Regions from separate parts of the Homo sapiens genome. Here region 1 is linked to region 2. A link is an interaction called in ENCODE POLR2A ChIA-PET data of the cell type or tissue named here. Cell type or tissue: OCI-LY7. All regions are shown on one strand. Each heading gives the region's core, and the rest is flanking DNA. Links, peaks and the distances in the headings are about the cores only. Region 1 has its middle 80 kb from the start of LINC00870. Region 2 overlaps LINC00877 (long intergenic non-protein coding RNA 877).

Region 1 (5,492 bases), core at 216-5,215, 140 kb after region 2:
CACTTCAGTTCTTAATTCAAGCTCCCTCTCTCCAGAAAGTCTAAAGGCATCCCAGGGTCCTTCTAGCAAGAGAAGTAAGTAGGCCAGTCCTGTTGTCCTCACATCCATTTCCCACCCTCCCCCAGCTCTGCTTTGTATATCAAGGAAGCTAACTCTGGGGGCTGCATCTCCCAGGTTCCTGGGTGAGCTGTCTTCTAGCTGCCTTTGTTCAACTGGAGGTGTTGGTGGGAAACTGGTGGCAGGACGAAGAGAGAAGTCGGAGGATTTCTCCCTGCACATCCATCCATTCTGCAGCAACACTTCATGCTCCAACTGCTACTGCACAGCCCGCTGTGAACCCTGAGTTCTAGGTGACCCTGGCCACTGGAATCTGGTGACATAACCCCACTTCCTCCCCTAGTCTCTACAGCCTAAGAGTGGCATGGTCTATCCCCTGCTTTCTTAACTCCCCCAATTCTCCATGTTCAATTCCCTGTGTTGTAAATACTTGAAGGGGTATTTCTACCTAGACTCTGATTGAGACAGCAAGTTTGCCAAATACAGGTGAGGTTTCTGGTGAGGAGGGAAATGTACCCTTTGTAGAGAACAGGGAAGAAGGAAGGAACAACTAGAGGTCCTTGCCCTGAAGAACCTTCACTGGTCAACCCCCTATACCCCCCACCTCCAAAAAACAGGGCAGGAATATGATGCAGAGGAGCTAGAATCAAAGGAGAGGGGTGCTATGGTGGGCATGCACTCCCCAAATCTTACATGTTGAAACTAAATCATCAAGGTGATACTGATTTAACAGTATCACCGCCTTTAGGAGGTGATTAGGTCATGATGGATAAGTTTAGTGTCTTGTAAAATAGCTGGAGAGAGCAAGTCTGTTTCTTGCATCTCTCCCACCATGTGAAGACACAGCATTCTTCCTTCTGGAGGAAGCAGTACTCAGGGTGCCATCTTGGAAGCAGAGAGCTATCACCAGACACCAAGCCTGTTGGTGCCTTAATTTCTACTTCCAAGCCTCCAGAAGTGTTAACAATAAATTTCTATCATTAAATTACCTAGCCTATATTACTTTGTTATAGCATCACAAATGGACTAAGACAGGGAGCAAGTACATCCAAAGCAGAACCATTACATCAATGGATTCACTGTAGATCAGGGTTTCTCAACCTCAGCATTATTAACATCTTTGCCAAATAATTCCTTGTTATGCAGAGCTGCCCTGTGCATTGTAGGATGTTGAGCAGCATCCCTGGACTCTACTCATGAGATGCTAGTAGCATACCACCCTGAACCGTGACAACCAAAAATGTCTCTAGACATTGCCAAATGTCCCCTGGGGAGCAGGTCACCCTCTCTCCCCCCGGTTGAAAACCACTGCCCTAGACCCATTCAGCTTCAGGGTTCTTGAGCCCCTAGTAATTCTTCTGCTGCATTAGCCTTGTTGGAGTCCACAAAGTCAGCTTAGAAGAGAAATAAATAATTATTACCACATGCTCTACAAAGAAGTCGCAACTAGGCCAAGTGCTCAGAGCTGTCACCAGAAAGTATGGAGCCCCAACGAGTCCCCCTGCATGCTCCTCATCCTCTGCCTCTCTTTCTCCATTAATCTAGGTGAAATCACATAGAAGCCTGGATTCAGAGGTAGAAGAATGAGGGCTGAAGCAGGGACGGTCTTTCCTTTCTGTCTAAATTCCATGAGGTGGCTGGGAGTTTGGGCTGTTTGTGTAAGAGTCTCAAGTCGTTTAGGTACAATCCACTGTTTGAGGCTGCAGAGTCAAATGCACCTGTCACCTATTCAAAACCTAGTTCTGCACTTGAATGTCAATGGGCAAGTTCTTTAATCCCTGTGAGCCTGAGTTCATATCTGTTAAGTGGGGATAACTCTTTCCTTATTGATGTTTTCTGGGTACTAGGGGAATAGTTGTAAATTGCAAAACACACACACACACACACACACACACATGCGCGCACACACACACACACACAAAGAGACACTCGCTAGATGAAAAGTTGGAAAACCATGGCCCACAGTCAGATCAGGCTCACCTAAGGTTGCCAGATTTACCAAATAAAATATTGGATTTGGCAACCCTACATGTTGGCCACCTGCCTTCATAAATGAAGTTTTATTGGATATTCCTATATCTGTTTACTTCTGTGTTGCCCACGGCTGTTCTTGCTACACAAGGCACAGTGCAGTAGACCATGCAGCCCTCAAGTCTCAACTCTTTAATATCTGGCCCTTTACAGGAAATATTTGCTAACCCCAGCACCACAGGGTCAGTGATGTTTATAACAGTGGTGTGATAGTGCCAGCTTTTAATGAGGCAGCGCCTCCTCTAAATGAGTAGGCAGCGTGGATATGATGGGACTCTGCACCCAGTCAGGTGTCCTCACTTCAAACCCTGGTTGTCCTGTGGAGCACTGGACAAGGCATTTAACCTTGTAGCACCTCAGTTTTCTCCTCTCTAAAATGCTGCACTATTGGAGTTGTCATAGGAAAGTAGAGTGCACTCAGGTTGATTGGTTGTTCTGGGTTTATCTGAAAAACCCAGAGAATCCTCTCATGGGGTCCTGGGAAAAACTGATCAATTAAATGCATATCAAAGGAACACCACAGTGCTAGGTACATGGTAAATACTTATCACATCCTAGCTTACTAAGGAAGTACGATAGCTATTTCTATTACTACCATTACTTCTATTACTACTATTATTACTACCTCTGCTAATCCTTCCCAGCATTATTTGAAGATTAAATGAGATATGAATATAAATGGTCTGGCCCTAGTAAATGCTCAATAAATGCCACTTTTGCTCCCTTCTCCTCTACCCATTTTCTTGGGTCACTGCCCCTCTGTCCACAGCAGGGTCTTGTGTGCCAGCCAGCCCTGGCAGCTTTGCATGAAGAGTGCAATCTGGCAGGCTCTCCCACTCAGAACACAACCCTGGTGCCAACTCCCTGGGCCTTGTCTCCCCCAGGAGTTTCTCATTGCCTCACTCCCTGCACAACAGCACCACTTCCTTCAGTAGCCTTGTCTCCTTCTTTCACTCTCTCAATCACATCTCAGTTCCCCAAGTCACACACTTACAAAATCAGGGGAAGGGAAGAACTCATTCCTGCATCTTGGCCCCTTTCCTGGGATCTGGCTGAGAATCTTGTGCATATGAGGTGCTGGCAGAACCCCATAGAAGATTAGTGTGCTAATGGCCTCATAAAAATGAAACATTTATGGAGAGGGCTTTATTTCACTTTACCTCAGTTCCCCTCTTTTAATGAGGCTGGCTGAACCGTGGGAAGCCTTGGGAGGCAGACAGACAACACAGTTTCCAGTTCCAGACTCTGGTTGTGAGGAGTGAGAAAGAAGTTGTGTTCCCCATCAGGGGGATTGCAGGGCAAGGGGCAGGAGCTGAGGAGCACCAGGGGACAGAGGGTTGGGGTCTCTGGGAGGACTTCATCCTTGACCAAGGACCCTTTATCTCCTCTGCAGAGTAGGAGTTCTTTCAAGAGAATAGCTAGAAGCGTTGGCCAGTCTGTCAGGCTCATGACTCATGTGCCCCTCACCAACAATAGGTCCTTTGACCCACAGTGGATTCGTCTCAGCCAGTGATGAACATGACCCTCACCGGCCTTGGCTTCTAATCCTCACATGAGATGAGCTCACGGCTTGGCCAGAAACACTGGACTAAGTTCTGGCAACACAAGGCTCTTGAGAGAAGCACCTTGTTGCTGCCCAGCCCTCTTCTCCTCTCTTCACCCCTTGGCCCCAAACTGCTTCCTCATCTCCTATCTGCCTCCTCTCCAAAATATAGCCTGGGTGGGTGGATCCCTGGCTTTGATATCAGGTAGATATGGGTTCAAATCCCACCTCTGCTGTCCAACCATGGACAAGCTCATCCTCCTCCCTGGGCGTCATTTCCTCATCTTTAAAATGGCAATGCGGCTGCTGATAACGCTGAAGACATAAAGCAACAGGACTGAGAGACACTCACAGCAAGCATTTGATAAACACGGGCTGTTTCACGATGGCAGGATGACAGGGCTTCAGTGTTGCCTCACCTCTGGGCTGGGACACTTACCAGGAGCTTAGCCTAAGGGACAGGATGAAGTCTTGGTAACGAGTGGTGCTTGAAGGATGTACTCAGGTTCCTCCCTACTATATGCCACTGTCTTCCCTCCTCTTTGCCTCTACTTTAGAATTTAACAGCCACAGACACTGATTGAACACGTGCATATGTGAGGAGCTGAGGCAGACTCGATGCCTGTCCTCCAGGCTCTCCCGGTCTTTCACCTGCCTGCTGAAATGCTGGCTGGGATCGGGAGTCTATCATATGCAAAGATCTAGCTGGACATGATGCATCCCTAAATCCTGCCCATGCTGCTGACCCTCCACTTCATGAGGCTCTGAGAAAGATGCCTTCTCAAGAACAGCAGGAAAATGTTGGCTAAAGCAGGCAGGGGCTCCACCCCTCAAAGCAAAGAATGCTGGTAAACTAGGTCATTGCCCATAGAGAACTGCTTCTTCCTAAGCGGCTGGGCCTAATTATTGTCAGGTCTGCAGCAGGGCCCCACCCCAGAGGCCCCCAGAGGCAGAAGCCCTAAGAGGCTTCCCCATCTCTGCCTAAGGCCATATCTGGAGCAGGGATCGAGGTGGAGTTGGTGGATCTGTGCCTCAGCTTCCTCACTGCTCCGTGCTGTGTCCTGTGCGGTGTCCCAGAGGTCCCCCATGGGATTGAGCCCATTGCCCCCAGCAGTCACCTGCTCATTAACTCACTCTGTATTGATTCCCTCCCTTCCCTCTTCACTTCCTCACTCCCTCACTGTGCCTGTTAGTGAAATGGGAGAAGTTCCCTTATCACCCTGGCAGGACATGTGCGACAGGGCTGTGGCTCTCTTCTTCAGTGCCCCACTGCTCAAACCCCTAGGGGGAGCATGCAGATGGGCAGGTCGTGGGGAGCGTTTTTGGGCTTTAACCCAACAGCAGCGTCTAGGGTTGTTTACAGCTCCCAAAGCCCCAATGGGTGGGTGTTAAAGTGCGCTCTTTCAGCTTTGCCCTCTGCAGGTGGCTCGTGTTAATCAGCTCAATTAGACCCTCTGCCTTATCACAAGGACAGAGGGCTTTCTGTATCCCAGGTCTTGCTCTAGTGTACCAGAAAAATCAGATCACATGTGGGCTTGGGGATGGGTGCAAGGTTTTATTGAGTGGTGGAAGTAGCTCTCAGCAGATGGATGGGGAGCCAGAAAGGGGATGGAGTGGGAAGGTGGTCTTCTCCTGGAGTTGGACCTCCCAGCAGTTAGACTTTCCTCCGACCACCCCCTGCTGAATTCCATGTCCTCCCGCCATCAATGGCCTGCCAGCATCTGCTGGTGTCTGTTAGTATGCTCTTCCGCTCCTCTGTTCCTCTCGACATCCAGTCACTTGTGTGTGTGTCCACTTAAGGTCTCTTGGGTTTATATGGGCACAGGATGGGGGGCGTGGCAGGCCATAGTGGTCTTGGAAA
Region 2 (5,232 bases), core at 1-5,000:
GAGGCTGGAAGTCTGGAACCAGGGAGTCAGCAGGGCTGTGCTCTTTCTGAAGGCTCTAGGGGAGATCTGCTCCATGCCTTTTTCTGAGCTTCTGGTTTTGCCAGCAGATCTGGAGTTCCTTGGCTCATGCGAGCATCGTCACTGCAATCTCTGCTTCTGTGTTCTCCCTGTGTGTCTTCACATCATCTTCCTTCTGTGCCAGTCTGTGTCTGTCTCTCTTCTCTTGGATTAGGGCTCACCCTAATGACCTCATTTTAACTTGATTACATCTGCAATGACCCTATTTCTGAATAAAGTCATACAGGTACTGAAGGTTAAGACTTCAGTACCCTTTGGTGGGTACACATTTGAACCCTTAACTAGAGATAGGTGAGAGAATCAGATTCATTCTTGACCTTTTATAATACAAACCATGCTGACTAGAGACCCATGCATAACTAGCAATAACCCACATTGCAAGGGCAAGCACAATTTGGGAATGCCTCATGGGCAGAAGCGCAGTGTCACTAGCCTTCAGAGGATGTGTAGAATTTTGACAGTTGGAAGCAGGGCGGATGACATTCCAAACAGAAGCAGAGTGAGCAAAGGCAAGAAGGCCAGAAGGCAGAGGAACTCTTAAGGGCCGAGGAGCTGCTCTGCAGCTGAGCAGGAGTGAAGATTTGACAGCGAGGTTATTGCCAGGTGCAGGAGGTATTGATTGCTAGTCTAAGGAAGTTGCACTAGATTCTTGGAACAGACACTATCAGTATCTGAGGTCAGGTGAAGGTGGGGAGTACGAGTCTGGGTGAGGCTGCTCCCATTCCTCAAGGGCAAGCCTCAGGAGAAGGCTGCAGATGTGAGCCTTTACCTGCAGCAATGCAGGCAGTGGCTTGGAAATGGGGGTAGAAAAAAGACCCCGTGGGATCTGGGTGGGGCACGCCAGCCTCAGCTACACTAGGGAAAATCCAGGTGCCTAGGTCTTGGAGCAGGTGGAATGAAGGACATAGAGATTTGGAGCCAGGTCTGGGCTGAAGTTGTGTGTCAGGGATTCATCCCAATACAGAAGATGTTAACAGCTGGTAGTGGAGGAGATCACTGAGACAAAGCATGAGGAGTTCAAAGACAAGGGCAGAATGAAGATGGGAGTTGGAAGAAACTGAATTAAGGAGATCAGTGTGCCTGAACTCGTTTAATGAGGCATCTGCAGTCACTAGAAAATTACCACCAAGGGTGAAAGCTAGTGCCTTGGGGAGTTTCAATAAAACTTGTCCCCAAATCTTCAACATGCTTTAGGGGCAGGAAAAAAAATATCACACTGCTCCCACATGGCTGAGGTTCATTTTAATAGGGGGCATTTGAGAGATACAAAGTCCTTACTCAAAAAAGTGACCAGGGTTAGTTGAGAGCTTGGGCTCTGGGGTTGGATGCTTAGATTTGGATTTCAACTTTACCAATGTTTTAAGTGGGAGACTCTTACCAAGTTACTTATTGATTTGAGCCTCAATTTGTTCCTCTGTAAAAGATGAAGAATAACAGTACCTATCTAAAAGAGTTGATAAGGAGATGCACTGGGATACTACATGTAAAGTGCTTAGGACAATACTGTGCTTTTAATAAATGCTGAATAAGTAATTGTCACATTTAGTCATGTACTATGGCCAATGGGGGTGGTATCTGTGGTTGGGCTGGAACTTAGGGCATCTCTCAAGTCACCTCCACAGTGCTAAAGAGCAGGAGCTCTGGAGCCAAACTATCTGATTTCCAATCTCAGCAATGCCACCTGCTAACTCTGAGACCCTGTGCCCTGGTTTTCTTATCTGTAAAATGGGGATGTAAATGGCACCTACTAATCCTGTGGGGTTGTTATGCACATTAAAAGAACCCGTGCATGTGATATGCTCAGAATGGTGCCTGACATGTAGTGAGTGCTCAAGAAGTGCTTATCATAATGATTACTACCCCTGCTATTCCTTCTTCTAAGCTCAGGCACAACAAGGGCCAACCTCACAACGCACACAGCTCCATCCAGTAAGCTAGGATTCCCAAATGGAATGGTCACCAAAGATGTTACACCAGACAATTTGGACCTTAAGCGGAGAAGAAAATAATATATATTATTTGCTGCACGGCTCTAGCTCACATCTCTGCGTGTGGGAGCCCGCATTTATCAGATGGTCTCTAGAGAAACTCCTCACTCTGCAAGGCTCTCAGTTGGGAGTGAAGCCCTGATTTTTACAGTAACTCACATAAACTCTGGGGTCCATGTCATTCAGTCTTTAAGCAATAGCCTGTCAGAAGAAGCACAGAGACAAAGCCTTAAGTTATCTCTGAAGGAGACTGAAGAGGCTCCCGTCCACCCGACCGGCCTTCTTTCTGTGGCTGGCAGCGGCCCTGGAAACTCTGACCCCTTGCTCTTTCTCAATTCTTCATTTTCAACTTTCTACTCCAGCTTTTGCAGACATTCAGGCTTCAGGGTCCCTGTCTTTGAAACCTATTTGTCTTCCTTCCCCCTTCCCAGACCTGTCTCTCTTCTTCATCCCCCTTCCCAGACCTCCTGATGCCACAGCACGAAGTCTTGGAATGGGCTGGCTGAACTGACCCTCATTAGAGGGCCACGAGGAGGAGGAACTGAAAGGTGAAGACAAAATTCCCCTTGGACATAGGGATACATTGGGGGCGAGGGAGGTGGGAGGCCCTTACCGTGCTCTTATCTCAAACCATGCTCTCTGCCTCTCATGGGCACCAGCTACACCCATCTCCTTGCGTGGCCCACGTAGGCTGTGTGCTCTTCCAATCATCTGCCTTTACTTATACAGCTCCCTCTGCCGGAAATGTCCTCCCGCTCTTGTTACATCTCATTCTTCAAGTTTCAGCATAAACATGTCCTTTTCAGAGAAGCCTTTGCAAACCAACCTCTCCAAGTTGCCCCATTCCTCTCCCTGTTTTTCTCTCAGCATTCTCTTAGTTTGTCTTCCCTTTGTAGCATTTACTGTAACTGGTGGTTCTTTCATTTGTTTACTTTTTTTTTCTATCAGCCTCTTTAGAATCCAAGCTCCAAGTTCCATGAAAACAGAGACATTACAGAAGCATCCCCAGGGCTGGGCACTTAGTAGGGCTCTCAGTAAATAGTTATGAATAAACAAATAACGGAATGATTGTTTTACGTCTTCAACTCACGATCAGTGTGACTCTGGAACTCACTTAACCATTCTGGGCTTTATTCACGTCTAAAGGGATGGCAAAATTTGCTCTGACTTCCTCCAGAGGCGGTCATGAGGACCAGCCCCATAAGGCAACCACAAAACACCTCAAAATGCAAAAAGCTTTACTATGTAGAAGTATTAGTGAGCCTTAAAAGCTGAAAGTTTGAAAAGATGTAAACAGCACTGAATGGTGCATGTTGCTGTGTAGTAGGGTACATTTTGTTGGTGCATTCTCTTGTTTTGAGTTTTCACCCTTTTCACCCTGCCCTGACCCACAGTATTTCGGAAGGAGCACACCCAAGGGGTAGCGTGCAAGTAGGCAAATGATCTGCCACTAACTGCTGCCCCTCACCTACTGTCAGCTGCTGTCTACATGGACAGCAGCTTTCCAAGAAAAATATACATCACTCTCTACTGCTGGTCTGGCTTGTCATTATCATATTGTTCAGCTCTAGCCCCATTATACATCCCTCTGACTGCAACTAAACGGTCCACAAGGCGGAAACCTCGCCTGGCCTTCCCAGAAAACAGGCAAGGTTTTGCAGAAGGGTGGAACTCTCTGCTGCCATCTCCACCCCAAAGCAGAAGAAAAACAACCTAAGCCCCCAGCCTGTCACACTACAGCTTGGCTATTATTTAGCTGACTAAATGCCCCCTTTTCATATTTGCACCTGAAGTAACAAATCAATCTCATCTTCTTGCCAAGCGCTCTCCTGCCTTGTGATTAGCAGGCAGTGCTGAGACTGACAGAGAGGTGTGGGGGCCTGGGCTAACCCTCTTGCATCCTGTTCTAGCACCTGAAATTGATCTTGCTTCTTGCATTTCTCCTCTCCTTTCTTCCCCACTCATCTGTTTCCGACCCCACAAACTGCACTTATTTAGGGCTTGGGAAGACATGGCCATGTCCTTGATTTATTTCAAATGAGCGGAAAATCAATAATCTAGATACATCCCCTGTGTGCCTGCTTGAATGTATCTTAATTTTGTCCCATCCAGGGAGGGTAGCACTGTCTGTCTGTATGCCTGCAGCATCCACAGGAAAAAAGACTGGTGGATTACACCACTCCAGAATGTTCTGGAGCAGTACTGTCCAATAAACTTTCAGCAGTGATCAGGCTATTCTCTATCTGTACTGTCCAATATGGTAGCCACCAGCCAGTGACACGTGGCAATTGAGCAGTTGAAATGTATGTCGCTAGTGCAACTGAGGAGCTGAATTTTTAATTTAATTTAAATCTAAATAACCTCCTATGGTTAATGGCTATGGTATTGAACTATGCAGTCCTGGAGCAGGGCTTTTCAAACCTGTGTGAATAGGAATCTTGGTGTTAAAATGCAGATTCTTCTTTTTTTTTTCTTTTTTTGAGACAGAGTTTCATCCTTGTTGCCCAGGCTGGAGTGCAATGGCACAATCTCGGCTCACTGCAACCTCTGCCTCCCGGGTTCAAGCGATTCTCCTGCCTCAGCCTCCCGAGGAGCTGGGATTACAGGCATGCACCACCACGCCCGATTTATTTTCTGTTTTTAGTAGAGACGGAGTTTCTCCATGTTGGTCAGGCTGGTCTTGAGCTCCCAACCTCAGGTGATCCGTCCACCTCGGAATCCACACAAGTTTGAAAAGCCCTGCTCCAGAACTTCACGGTCGAATACCATAGCCACTAACCACATGAGGTTATATAAAAAGGAATGAGATCATGTCCTTTGCAGGGACATGGATGAAGCTAGAAGCCATCATCCTCAGCAGACTAACACAGGAAGAGAAAACCAAACACTGCATATTCTCACTCATAAGTGGGAGTTGAACATTGAGAACACATGGACACAGAGAGGGAAATAGCACACACTAGGGCCTGTTGAGGGGTGGAGGGTGAGGGGAGGGAACTTAGAGGACAGGTCAACAGGTGCAGCAAACCACCATGGCACACATATACCTGTGAAACAACCTGCATGTTCTGCACATGTATCCCCCCCCCCCCTTTTTTTTTTAGAAGAAATAAAATAAAAAACAAAACAAACAAAAAAAATAAAACGCAGATTCTGAAACAGTAGA

What was found. Peaks named below come from ENCODE experiments on the same cell type or tissue, not always from the same donor. Only the 100,000 strongest peaks of a DNase experiment are listed, where the experiment ranks them.
Region 1: POLR2A ChIA-PET joins it to region 2 with 5 read pairs; 2 of 35 experiments call an interaction of 5 or more read pairs at or near these places.

The regions. Positions count from the first base shown.
Region 1 is chr3:72,228,034-72,233,525 of GRCh38, forward strand. No RefSeq gene overlaps it. Among named protein-coding and RNA genes, the nearest start is that of LINC00870, 80 kb to the left of the region's middle. In OCI-LY7, for the core only: CTCF peaks have their summits at 4,983 and 5,186; a DNase peak (open chromatin) is centred at 4,988.
Region 2 is chr3:72,090,208-72,095,439 of GRCh38, forward strand. The region is part of intron 2 of LINC00877 (long intergenic non-protein coding RNA 877); the gene reads right to left. Among named protein-coding and RNA genes, the nearest start is that of LINC00877, 7.6 kb to the right of the region's middle. In OCI-LY7, for the core only: CTCF peaks have their summits at 2,842 (motif pointing left) and 3,044; DNase peaks (open chromatin) are centred at 2,794, 3,244 and 3,944; H3K4me3 peaks cover 1,189 bases; H3K27ac peaks cover 2,184 bases.